Regions from separate parts of the Homo sapiens genome. Here all the other regions are linked to region 3. Evidence: chromatin contacts called from ENCODE Hi-C or POLR2A ChIA-PET data. All regions are on one chromosome and are shown on one strand. The core of a region is the stretch at or near the end of the contact, and the rest is flanking DNA. Distances in the headings are between cores, read along the strand shown.

Region 1 (4,253 bases), core at 843-3,342, 340 kb before region 3:
AAGCAAAAACAAAACAGACCCAAAATACACAGAAGGAAAGTAAAAAAGATCAGAGCAGAAATAAATGAACTTGAGACTAAAAAATACAGAATATCAAAGAAATAAAAAGTTGGTTTTTGGAAAAGATAAACAAAATCACAGTTTTAGTGGGTCAGGAATCAGGGCATGGCTTGACTGTGTCCTCCACTTCAGGGTCTCACAAGGATGCAATCAAGGTGTCAGCTGAGGTTAGACTGAGCAAGGATCCACTTCCAAGCTCAGGTAGTAGTTAACAAGATTCAGTAACTCATGGGATATTGGACTGAGGGCCTCAGTCTCTTGCTGGATATTGGTCTTGGACTGCCCTCTGCTCCTTGCCATGGGGCTTTCTCAACATGACCTTTGCTTTCTTAAAGTAAGCAAGAGGCCATGTGTGGTGGCTCATGCCTGTAATTCCAAAACTTTGGGAGGACAAAGTGAGAGGATCACTTGAGCCCAGGAGTTTGATACCAGCCTAAGTAACATAATGAGACTCTACAAAAAATAGAAAAAAATAGCCAGGGGCACACACCTGTGGTCCCAGCTACTTGGGAGGCTGAGGTGGAAGAATTGCTTGGGCCCAAGGGGTCAAGACTACAGTGAGCTGTGATCATGCCACTGCACTCCAGCCTGGACAAGAGATCAAGACCATCTCCCTCCCACTACCCAGAAAAGCTAGCAAGAGTGAGCATCTCCAAGCAAGATGGGGTACAATTTTATGTTGCACAATCGTATCCCATCAGCTTTGCCATATTCTACTGGTTAGAAGCAATTAACAAGTCTCACCCACACTCAAGGGGAGGGGATTTACACAAGACATGAATAGCATAAGGTGGGTGTATTAGTCTGTTCTTACACGGCTGTAAAGGATTGCCTAAGACTGGGAAATTTGTAAAGAAAAGATGTTTAATTGGCTCACAGTGCCACGGGCTGTACAAGAAGCAAGGCTGAAGAAGCTTCAGGAAACTTTCAATCATGGCAGAAGGTGAAGGGGAAACTGGCAAGTCTTACATGACAGGAGCAGGACAAAGAGAGAGCGGGGAGGTGCCACACAGTTTTAAACAACCAAATCTTGCAAGAAATCACTCACTATCATGAGAACAGCAAGGGGGTAATCCACCCCCACGATCCAATCACCTCCCACCTGGCCCCTTCTCCAACACTGAGGATTACAATTCAAGATGAGATTTGGGCAGGCCACAGACCCAAATCATACCAGTGGGCATCATGGGGGCCCTCTTAGACTCTGCTGCATGTTTCATTTCACGATTATTTAATATAATTTTTCATATAATAATTTGTCATATAAAGGAGGCAGATATTTAAAAATTGATCTGCTCAGGGTGTCAGATGCACTAGGTACACCACTGCCCTTTATCCTACTTAATTTTTGTCATAATACTTGCCTGATTTATTGTATATTTTCATTATTTTATATAACATTTAATATATTTATATATTTTATTAATATATAATGAACAATAAAAGTTTATTAATATATGTTCATATTTCATAGTCTATATTATTTAACATTTATTATATATTTTATGTGTTATTCACCTTGTATGTTTATTTGTTCATTGTCATCTCCGCCTTATAACCTCCTTAAGGGCAGGACTTTTTCTGGTGTGTTCACTATATTCAGCACCTAGAGCATTGGCTGGCACATTAGAAGAACTCAATAAATATTTGATGGCTAACTATGTGTAATGTTCAGAAGTGTTAATATAGGAGACTAGATTGTAAACTCCCCACGTATTTTAAAATCTCATAGATTTTTAAATTAGGTTTTATATGAACCACCCTCTAGCCTTTTAGTTTTCCCCTAGCTTTACCTCCTCATTTCTAAATTTGTTTGTATTTCTAACCCTGTACTTTGTCAATGTGATACTAAAATAGCTGAATATAAAGTGAGATTTTGGTAAATGACCCATGATTTTTTTTTTAGTAATACCAAATGACAGTCCATCATAGCCAGTCTGTCTTCTGGCAGCCCTGATTTCTGAACTTTGCACATATTGGAGATTATTTTGCTTCTTTCTACCTACAGAACATGTAGGGGCCTGGGGATGTGGCAAGAATCTCACACCTCTTGGAAAGAGGAAGTGAAATTGGCCTTTTGCAACTTCATTTTAATAAAGGGCCTGAGTTAAAGTCTAATCCCAGCCGGCTGAGCCAGTGATAATGTAAGAGTGTGTGTGTGTGTGTGTGTGTGACCATTTTCCTTGGAGAATCCTGCTTCTTAGACTATAATCCTAGATATTATAAATGAATAAATAAATAAAGAACCATGAAACTCTGGTTGGCAGCGCAGGTTAATGATCTGATTGTGGCAAGAGAGGACCTTGAGTCTTATCAATTTTGTATGTTTGTACTGGGGGAGCTTGTAGGGAGGATAGGGTTGCAGCAAGTACTTGTGGAATATTGATGGATATTCAAGGCAAATATAGACCCAGGAATTATGAAGTAAGCACTTACAGGAATCCAAAAGCCCATAAATTAATGGACATCTCCAAAGCATTGTAATACCTTGATAGTATAAGAATCGTGCTCTCTAATAACTTAAAACATGGCCTTATTTTTGAAATCAAAACCTTCAGCATAAACACATGTCCCTTTTGTGCTTACATACCTTATGGCTGCCATTAGCTACAGCTCTTTATACATGGGGCACTGTATATTATTATTAAAACCATCCAGCAAAAAATGATCTCCTGTTGCAACTTTGAATGTACTTAGTGAAATAACTTTCCAGACCTCATAGAGCATTTGGAAATATTTTCCTTATATACAGAACTCTAACTACTAAGTACCATTCTTTCCCAAGGTCTTCAGAGTTCTTTTTTCTTTTCTTTTCTTTCTTCCTTTTTTTTTTTCTTTTTTGAGACAAGGTCTTGCTGCATCACCCAGGCTGGAGGGCAGTGGCATGACCATGACTCACTGCAGCCTCAACCTCCCAGGCTCAAGCAATCCTCCTGCCTTAGGCCTCCCAAGTAGCTGGGACTACAGGCGCATGCCACCACGCCTGGCTAGCTTTTTAATTTTTTTGTAGAGATGGTGTCTCACTATGTTACCCAGGCGGACAGAGTTCTTATTTCTAGGAATAATAACATGAATATTTACTCATTCATTAAAAGAGAAAGGTTTTACGCTTAATACTTTCGTTGTTCTGTTTTTTCTTAAGGTCAGCACCAGAGCTACTTAATAAATAATTGTGCTGTCCTGAAACCACTTTGGGGTAACTCAGCAGAGAACCCAGGCTGCCAACCCAGGGCAATATGAGTACAGTTCCTTCAGGCTGGGAGGGATCCTGGGCTTGTGGCCACCCTAGGGGCTGCATATTGTTGACTCAGGGAGAGCCATGCCTGCCTAAGGGTAGAAAGGGAAAGCCTGTAGCAAGCAGGAAGAGTTGATAGGTACTAAGATGGAGAACATTCATAATATAAAACCATTGTAACCACTTTTAAGTGCACAATTCAGTGACATTAAGTACATTCAAAATGTATGCAACCATTACCACTATCCATTTCCGGGACTCTTCCATCATTCCAAACTCCGTGCTCATTATACAGTAACTTTCCATTCACCCTGTCCCTCAGTCCCCGGTAACCTCTATCAAACTTTCTATCTCTATGAACTTGTCTATTCTAGGTACCCCATATAAGTGGAACCATATATTTGTCCCTTCTTGCCTGGCTTATTTCACTTAGCATGATGTTTTCAAGGTTCATCCATGTTATAGCACATGTCTGACTATTCATCATTTTAAAAATTCATCATTTTTAAGGATGAATATTTACATGACATTTTGTTTATCCATTCATCTGTCAAAGAGCAGTGAGGTTGTTTCCCATCTTTTGCCTACGGTGAGTAATGCTGCTATCAACACTGATGTTCAAGTATCTATTAAAATCTCTGTTTTCATTCTTTTGGGTGTATACCTAGGCAGATGAGGGTTTTGTTTTTGTTTTTGACCATCAGAGTTCCAACTGGTGCTACTTTTCCTTTTAAATACATTCTAGGTCTATTTGAGTTTTTTGTTTGTTTGTTTGTTTTTGTTTTGTTTTGTTTTGGGGGACAGGGTCTTCTTGCTGTGTCACCCAGACTGGAGTGCAGTGACACAGTGACATGATCACTGCAGCCTCAACCTCCCAGGCTCAAGTAATCCTCCCAACTCAACCTCCTGAGTAGCTGGGACTACAGGCATGAGCCACCGTGCCCAGTTGAGTTTTTAA
Region 2 (4,234 bases), core at 487-2,986, 440 kb before region 3:
CCCAGGTAATAAAAGTTGTCTGAGAGCAGGACTCTTCCTGATACAGATACTTTGACTAATGTAGATTTCTTTTATAAATATAAATTTATTTTACAAAAGGACAGCTTTTCAGAGATACTCTTGTGTCTGCAGTTGCTCAGAATAATCAGCTCGAAATATGCCAAATAACTATATTTTGGGGTGGCATATTTTTTATTTTTGAGATGGAGTCTCGCTGTTGCCCAGGCTGAGGTGCAGTGGCGCAATCTCGGCTTGCTGCAACCTACGCCTCCTGGGTTGAAGCGATTCTCCTGCCTCAGCCTCCCAAGGACCTGGGATTACGGGAACCTGGGGGTGGTATATTCTGATCTTCTGTAGTCATGCACTGGGACCTTCTGTAGTCATGCATTTTCTCTCTCTCTTTTTTTTCTGATTCATTATTTCCTTTTCTTTTTCATCTTGGTATTTGTAGGGAAAGTGATATTCCTCTCCCCGAAATCATATTATTCCAGACAAAAGAAAACAAATGCCTACACTTATCTAATCAATCAGAAGACCATCTCCCCCACCCTTTTTTTTTTTTTAAAGATGGAGTCTTGCTCTTGTCACCCTGACTGGAGTGCAATGGGACGATTTTGGCTCACTGCAACCTCCGCCTCCTGGGTTCAAGCGATTCTCCTGCCTCAGCCCCCCGAGTAGCTGGGATTACAGGGGCCCACCACCACGCCCAGCTAATTTTTGTATTTTCAGTAGAGACGGAGTTGCACCATGTTGGCCAGGCTGGTCTCGAACTCCTGACCTCAGGTGATCCACCCGCCTCGGCCTCCCAAAGTGCTGGGATTACAGGCATGAGCCACAGCGCCAGACGAACCATCTCCCTTTTAAGCACGCTGTCCCCTTGAGTTACCTGCTGGTTTCAAGTGGAACACTAAGGGAGGAAGCAGAAAGTTCTTATCTTGCTCTGCCACATACTGGATCTAGCTGAGGCTGGGGCTCAGGCCTGTGGTTTCCTGTAGTGTGGACTGAGCCATTTTTCCATCAAGACGTCAGTGGAGAGATGAAGTGAAAGGATTTAAAAGCGGTTTGTGGCCTGCCATGGTGGCTCACCCCTATAATCCCAGCACTTTGGGAGGCCAAGGCGGGTGGATCACCTGAGGTAAGGAGTTCGAGACCAGACTGGCCAACATGGTGAAACACCATCTCTACTAAAAATACAAAATCAGCCGGGTGTGGTGGTGGGTGCATGTAGTCACAGCTACTCGGAGCCTGAAGCAGGAGAATCGCTTGAACCTGGGAGGCAGAGGTTGCAATGAGCCGAGACCATGCCACTGCACTCCAGCCTGGGCAACAAGACCAAAACTCCGTCTCAAAAAAAATAAATAAATAAAAATAAAAGCGGTTTGTAAACTGTAACACCTTGCACAGAAACACAAGATTACTACTATTAAATATTATTTAGAAAAGTAGAGTTCTTCTTACCATTTCCCTGTTTCTTTCTTCTCACTTCCTCCTTTCCCCTTCTGACCATCTTTTCAGCCGTGAACATACCACACCAGCAAGAACAATAAGAGCCAAGGGTCTGAATTGTTTAATCAAAGGAAGAGTCAAAATAAGCTACACCCAGATTACTGAGAAAGGTGAAATGAAAACAAGCTCAAAACCAAATTCCAGGAAGATGCTGTCTTTGTATTGACTTACCATTTCATGTTTTCACACATGTCAAAGTCTTGAAGCTTCGGTCATTAGTCTTCCGCTTCCTAAAGCAAGAAACTAAATGCTGACTTGTGTCGTTTGCCCCAGATGCCACCGGAAATGTCATCTTCTCCCCAGACGCTGGCTTGCAAGCACAGCAGCACCCAGAGGCTAACCTATTTCCCCTATAGCCCAAGCTCTGAGATCTCCCGTCTGGTCACAATGATCTACAGGAGAGGAAGAAAGCTATCTAGGGACGAGATCTAGAATCAACTGAGAGAGATGCTTAAAAATCACCAGTTACTTTAATGAGTAAGTACTTTTCAGTTTTTCCATTTTATCTGAAACTTTAAGTTGGCATTTCTGACCAGCCTTTCTTGAGACCATCATTTTTTGGGCACTTACTGTAGACAGGAATCAGCACCCTAGCCTCCTTCAGCCCACCCCATGTAACACTAAAGAGACAACTGGTGCTTGGCAATAACAAAAATATTAGTGATTGATAAACTTGTAAATTTATTAAAATGGACAGTGAAAGAAAACAGCCAATTTAGTTGTGAACTGGAGAAGGGACGTGAGGCATCTGTTGTCTGCAATCTTGTATGTTGTGGTTGACCACAAAGGCTTGGCATCAGGTTTTACTTCCAGCACTACTTCTTATAAAATGGATGACCTTGGGCAGATTACTCAATCTTTTAGCCTTAATTTTTAAAAGTATAAAATGGAGAAAATTAGAATATGTAGTCCAGGTGCGGTGGCCCACACCCGTAATCCAAGCACTTTGGAAGGCTGAGGCAGGTGGATTATTTGAGTCTAAGTTCAAGACCAGCCTGGACAACATGATGAAACCCTGTCTCTAAAAAAAACTATAAAAATTAGCCAGGCATGGTGGCACAGGCCTGTAGTCCCAGCTACTAGGGAGGCTGAAGTGGGAGGATTGATTGAGCCTGCAGAGTTGCTGCAGTGAGCCATGATTTCGCCACTGAATTCCAACTTGGGCAACAGAGTGAGACAAGAAAGAAACAGAGAGAGAGAGAGAGACAGAGAAAGAAGAAAAAAAAAGAAAGAAAGAAAGAAAGAAAAAGAAAGAAAGAGAAAGAAAGAAAGAAAGAAAGAAAGAAAGAAAGAAAGAAAGAAAGAAGAAAGAGAAAGAGAGAAAAGAAAAGGAAAGAAAGAAAGAAAATAATTTCTTAGGTTGTTTTTGTTTTTGTTTTTTTGTGATGGAGTCTCACTCTGCTGCTCAGGCTGGAGTGCAGTGGTGCTATCTCTGCTCACCGCAACCTCCGCCTCCCAAGTTCAAGCAATTCTTGTGCCTCAGCCTCCCAAGTAGCTGGGATTACAGGCACGCGACACCACTCCCAGCTAATTTTTATATTTTTACTAGAGACAGGGTTTCACCATGTTGGCCAGGCTGATCTTGAACTCCAGACCTCAGGTGATCCGACCGTCTTGGCCTCCCAAAGTGTTGGGATTACAGGCATGAGCTACCGCGCCCTTCTTAGAGTTCTTAAGAAGAATAAAGAGATAAACTGGTAAAACATGTAAATACTTTTTGGAGGGTATGCTAAATAATGCCACTAAATAATTAATGTTGCTAAATAATAAGTTAAATGCTTCATTTAACTGGAAATCTCCCTTAACCACTAAGCCCACTTTCCAGATATGCTAAGGTGGCTCAGAATAACAATAGCAGCGAACATCTGTAGAGTTTACACAGCATTTCATTTGATTTCCACAATTAACTCTAAGGTAGGCAGTGCAGAGCTGTTGACTTATTTTTGGAGCTGGAGGAGAAGAGAGAAGCGAGAGCTCGGCTGGACACGGCAGCAGGGAGAAAAACCCCTAGGTCCGTTGTTGGCACTGAAGTGGGGAAAACCATGGCCTGGGGAAAGGCCTAATGTGAGAAGTTAGTCGGTGTGCATAGGCAGTATGACATTCATTTCACCAGCACAAGATTCTTGTTCCTCAGCTTCCTTAGTCCCTGGACCTTGCTTGTCCTTTCTTCCGCTCCAAGCCGTAGAGCTTGAAACTGGCAAGTCCTCAGTTGCACTGCCAACAGGCAAAGCAGTGGGAACTCAAGTTTCCAGAATCCTCTACAACATAGTGTGAGTAAAAGCCAAGGCAGAGACAGTGTCTTGCTCTGTCATCCAGGCTGGAGCGCAGTGGTGCCATCACGACTCACTGCAGCCACAAACTCCTGGGTGCAAGGTATCCTTCCACCTCAGCCTCCTCCTGAGTAGCTGGGACTACAGACATGCGCCACCACATCCTGATCATTTTTAATTTTTTTTCTTTTTTTTTTTTTTTTTTAGAGACAGAGGTGTAGCTTTATTGCCCAGGGTGGGCTTGAACTCCTGGTCTCAAGCAATCGTCCCTCCTTGGCCTCCCAAAGTGTTGGGATTTCAGGTGTGAGCCACTCTACCTGGCTGAGACTTGCTCTCATTTTTAAATTCAAAAAATGTTTTCCATAGATCGGCCGCCTGTGGAAAAAGGTGACTCAGGCCTGTAATCCCAGCACTTTGGGAGGCCTAGGTGGGTGGATCACCTGAGGTCAGGAGTTCGA
Region 3 (4,591 bases), core at 2,061-4,560:
TCCTCCTCTCCAAAGCATGGGACTGATAAAATAAAATCGTCTTTGTTAATGGACAAATTAGCTCATATGTTACTATTTTCAAATTATAGTAATACCTGGGCTAAGTTTAAAATGTTTGTGTCTCTAAGAAGTCTAGGACAGGATTTTCAGGCATTCTGACAAGCCAGGAGGGAAACGTATTTGGCAGGAACCCTCTGGCACTTTGAGGTTGCTGGCTAGTTCAGGGCCAGAGGTGAGGACATTATGATAAAGTCTGTAACCATGCAGAGCTTCCACTACTGCCAGACTCTATGGATAATACTGCCCCAGGTCTTGAATTGTAGGATGTTAGGGTTAAAATAAGGTTGATAGCAACTTTATTTTATTATTTTATTTTACATTTTACTTTTATTTTTTTATTTTATTTAATTTAATTTCATTTTTCATTTTGAGACAGAGTCTCGCTCTGCCACCCAGGTTAAGAGTGCAGTGGTGTGATCTCAGCTCACTGCAACCTCCACCTCCCAGGCTCAAGAGATTCTCCTTCCTCAGCCTCCCGAGTAGCTGAAACTACAGGTGCGTGTCACCACACCCAGCTAATTTTTGTGTATTTCATTGAGACGGGGTTTCACTATGTTGGCCAGGCTGCAGTGGTGTGATCTCAGCTCACTGCAACCTCTACCTCCCAGGTTCAAGAGATTCTCCTTCCTCAGCCTCCCGAGTAGATGAAACTACAGGTGCGTGTCACCACACCCAGCTAATTTTTGTATATTTAGTTGAGATGGGGTTTCACTATGTTGGCCAGGCTGGTCTCGAACTTCTGACCTCAAGTGATCCACCTGCCTCAGCCTCCCAAAGTGCTAGGCTTACAGACGTGAGCCACCACACCCAGCCAGGTAGCAACTTCAGCTGGAAAAAAACACTGCCATCTCAGTCAACTCTATTTATTGTTGGACAGAATTGTGAGTGAGTCCTTTCCTTTGGTCTTTTCACCATCCTCATAAACTAATACCTGCCCAGTGAGCAATACCTCATCACAGATAATTCAAAGATGTTTAGCACTCACAAAAGGCTTGGTACAAAGTGTAGAAAAGACATAACTGAACATGGCATAATCTTTGAGAAATCAAATCAATGACCACAAAACTATGACACTTCTTGGTGTCAACTTGGCTTTTTGCCATTGCAAGTGTGCTACTTCATCATAATTCAGGGTCTGTGTTGACTTAATAGTTAAATATAGTTTTTCTCTGATGTTACAGAAATGCATATTCAATTATCCAAGTGAGACTAAACAAAATCACTGTATTTTACCACTTAAAGAGGCCTCATAAAGTAAACATCAAAATGACTCACTGATGTTAGAAACTGAGAAGGGGAAGTAGAAGAAAAGCAGGTATCTCTGTAGGCCAGTAAAGCCGACCTGAATATTACACACAAACAGCATTGCCCACCATGTCCATGCACACACACACCCCCCTCTCTCAAGGAAGAACAGCCCTTTCTGCACATTCCTTTCTAAATGCATTTTTGTGACACCTCCTCTTCAAAATTTAGTCAATATTTAGCTTAAATCTAGGTCTCATGCACTGAAGTACTGAGGGGAGGAAAAATGCTGCCCACACACTCCCCCACAAGTCCCTAGAAAGACCTTGTGACACATTAGGAAGGGGGCTGTCCTTGATGTAGGAAGATGGGAGTTCTGACCTAGCCATAGTTAGGCACTGACTTTGAGGTATGCTCCCTGTCTGGACACTCCACCATGATTCCACAGCTTCCCTACGTGACCGTGGCCCAGGACTGTCAGGCTACAGGACAGAGTAAATCCAATGTCTCATAACAGGGCCCAAATAAGCACTGACATCCCTTCCTGTCTGCCAACTACTCAAGCCAACCACCACAGTGACTGGCACAGAGAAGGCCACCAGGACCTGTATGCTGGCTGAATGAACTTGCCGTAACAAACTGTCTGCCGTACTCCCTCCTTTCACTATATCCTCCTCCCAGGTTTCAATACTGAACAACATGATCAAAGATTACATCTTCATTTTTGCTATATGCACTAGAAGGAGACTTTTACAGATACTAAGCAGTCAAAATCTTTTTTTGTTTGAGACAGGGTCTCACTCTATTGCTCAGGCTGGAGTGCAGTGGTGCAATCTCAGCTCACTGCAACCTCTGCCTCCCAGGCTCAAGTGATTTTCGTGCCTCAGCCTTCGGAGTTGCTGGGAATACAGGCATGCACCACCATGCCCAGCTAATTTTCTGTATTTTAGTAGTGATGGGGTTTTGCCATGTTGCCCAGATTGGTCTCGAACTCCTGAGCTCAGGCAATCTGCCCGCCTTGGCCTCCCAAACTGCTAGGATTACAGGCGTGAGCCACCGCGCCTGGCCGAAAATCTTAAGAAATTAAAATTCACTTTCATTTTTATTCCTATCAGAATGCTTTCTGCCACATGCATACTGTTATTTTCTGAACATCCAGTAGGTGGTAGTAATACCGAAGAAATGCCAGCTGCCAGCCTGCCTTCTCCAGCCGCTGTGCTCTTGTGTTATCCTGACAGTGGCTCAGCAACCACTGCAGTGTACGAGGAAGAATATGAGCGTCTAAGTCAGACTAGCTTCTGCTTGACCCCCAGCTTCACAGGAAAACCTATTCTGCATGTTTCTAGGATTGAGATAATATATGCAAAACCCTTGGTAAAGTGCCTGCCACACAGTAGGATGTATATAAATATTAGCTAATATTAGTCTATTTGAACTGCCATGAACAAGGGAGTTCCACATGAGAAACAGAACATTATAACCCTATTCCTTTTTACATTCATTTGGTATTCAAAAAACATTTTGGGGAGGAACACTCTGAACACAATCCTATAAAAGGGAATTAAAATAATCCTCATTGATGATGAAAAGGTCTTTAAATGTTCAGACAAGTGCTTTCAGCCAAACTTAAGGCTTCATCTGGATACTTCATTCTCATTCTATACTGCCTGCATTCGTTCCTTTATCTAGCAAACATTTATTAACTTCATATTACGTGCTAAGTACTGTACTTTGGAGATCAACTCTTTAAAATACACTGCACATTTATAATCCCACTGATAGGCAGACCAATTCTAGTTTTCATGTCTCTTAGTTCAGGAGGCTATTTTAAGAATACCATACACTGGGTGGCTTAAACAAGAAACATTTATTTCTCACAGTTCTGGACACTGATAAGTCCATGATCAAGAAGCCAGCAGACCTGGTGTTTGGTGAGGGCCCTCTTCCTGGTTTGCAGATGGCTGTTGTCTCACTGTATCCTCACGTGGCAGAGGACAGAGACAGACAGAAAAAGAGCCAGAGAGAACGGGGGTGGGGTGGGGGAAGAAGCAGCTCTTTCCTGTTCCTTTTTAATAAGGGTAGTAATCCCAGCATGAGGGCTCCACCCTCATGGCCCAGTTACCTCCCAAAGGCCCCGTCTCCACATACCATCACAGTGGGGATTAGGATTTCAACATATGGATTTTGGGTAGGACACAACATTCAGTCTGTAGCACCACTGAATCCACACTCAATGGTTTGCAGTGCTAGGGGTTTACTCAGTAAAGTCCACATCATTACTGGATTCCATAAGAGGGGACCTGATAGAGGTTACTGGAAACAGCACAGAGTCTGAGTTATGTCATTATTGACATAACTTTGGGCATGTAATTTAACCTTTTCAGCTCTTTGTTTTCCTATCCAAGTAACAGCTGCTCTAAATATCTCACTGAACACAGTTGCAAGGGTCAAATAAGATAAACTGAAAATGTCAAGAAGGGTCAGGCATGGTGGCTCACCCCTGAAATCCCAGCACTTTGGGAGGCTGAGGCAGGCAGATCACCTGAGGTCAGAAGTTCGAGACCAGCCTGGCCAACATGGTAAAACCCCGTCTCTACTAAAAATACAAAAAATAGTTGGGCGTGGTGGTGCACACCTGTAATCCCAGCTACTCAGGAGGCTGAGACAGGAAAATTGCTTGAACCCAGGAGGCAGAGGTTGCAGTGAGCTGAGATTGTGCCACTGCACTCCAGGCCTGGCAATAGAGCAAGACTCTGTCTCAAAAAAAAAAAAAAAAAAAAAAAAAACAAGTCAAGAAAACTATACAGCTCAGAGCACTTTGTTGTGATAAAAGCTCATCTTCTATTGCTCTTACTGGGACAGAGTTCCAGAAGTATTCTAAATGGTATTGCAAATTCTGTTCTAGTACAGGATCGATGGTATGACGGAGTCATCTATTTTCGTGTATTTCCACTACTCTGGTTACAGAATGGTTTTAGTTTTCCTTTTATAATATCAAATTAATTTACAATCAAATTAATTTATAACTTTTGCCTGGTGTTCATGGACAATGCATGGCCACAACAGTCTCCAGCTTTACTCGCTTTTCATTCAGTGAACATTTAGCAAGTGCCTCCTCAGTGCTCTGCCCGGAGCCCACTGGTCTCCATCCCGAGGTGGCAGAAACTAACTGCAGCGACTCATTCCTCAAAGAGAACCAGCCAAGGATCAGAAGAACGTTTGATATATTTCAGTAACTTGTTAGTAGCGGAGAATATTTTATCATTGATGACAGTTTTATATGTTT

What was found. A loop is a pair of places that touch in the nucleus more often than their neighbours do. ChIA-PET counts read pairs that join two places held with the same protein, here RNA polymerase II (POLR2A). Pooled maps may share reads with other maps.
Region 1: a loop to region 3 is called in a map of body of pancreas, with 3 times the contacts of the local background. The contact joins two enhancer-like sites. A Hi-C loop is called at or near these places in 1 of 168 maps with a recorded cell type or tissue (body of pancreas) and 4 of 50 pooled maps. POLR2A ChIA-PET finds 5 or more read pairs at or near these places in 1 of 52 experiments (CD4-positive, alpha-beta T cell).
Region 2: a map with no recorded cell type shows a loop between it and region 3 (2.3-fold over the local background). The contact joins the promoter of PCED1B-AS1 here to the enhancer-like site in region 3. A Hi-C loop is called at or near these places in 2 of 37 single-sample maps with no recorded cell type and 2 of 50 pooled maps. POLR2A ChIA-PET finds 5 or more read pairs at or near these places in 1 of 52 experiments (activated B cell).

Annotation. Positions count from the first base shown.
Region 1 is chr12:47,310,844-47,315,096 of GRCh38, forward strand. No RefSeq gene overlaps it. Among named protein-coding and RNA genes, the nearest start is that of LINC02416, 41 kb to the right of the region's middle. RefSeq lists an enhancer at 1,976-2,025. Within about 2 kb of position 2,093, at least 3 of the 41 ENCODE cell types and tissues checked have a DNase peak (open chromatin) inside an H3K27ac peak, as active enhancers do.
Region 2 is chr12:47,214,707-47,218,940 of GRCh38, forward strand. PCED1B-AS1 (PCED1B antisense RNA 1) reads right to left here and starts at 1,737. Exons shown (of 3, transcript NR_026544.1): 1 at 1,678-1,737; 2 at 1,459-1,558. It overlaps PCED1B (PC-esterase domain containing 1B), which reads left to right. Exons shown (of 4, transcript NM_138371.3): 3 at 1,516-1,983.
Region 3 is chr12:47,649,355-47,653,945 of GRCh38, forward strand. No RefSeq gene overlaps it. Among named protein-coding and RNA genes, the nearest start is that of RPAP3, 54 kb to the right of the region's middle. Within about 2 kb of position 3,311, at least 4 of the 41 ENCODE cell types and tissues checked have a DNase peak (open chromatin) inside an H3K27ac peak, as active enhancers do.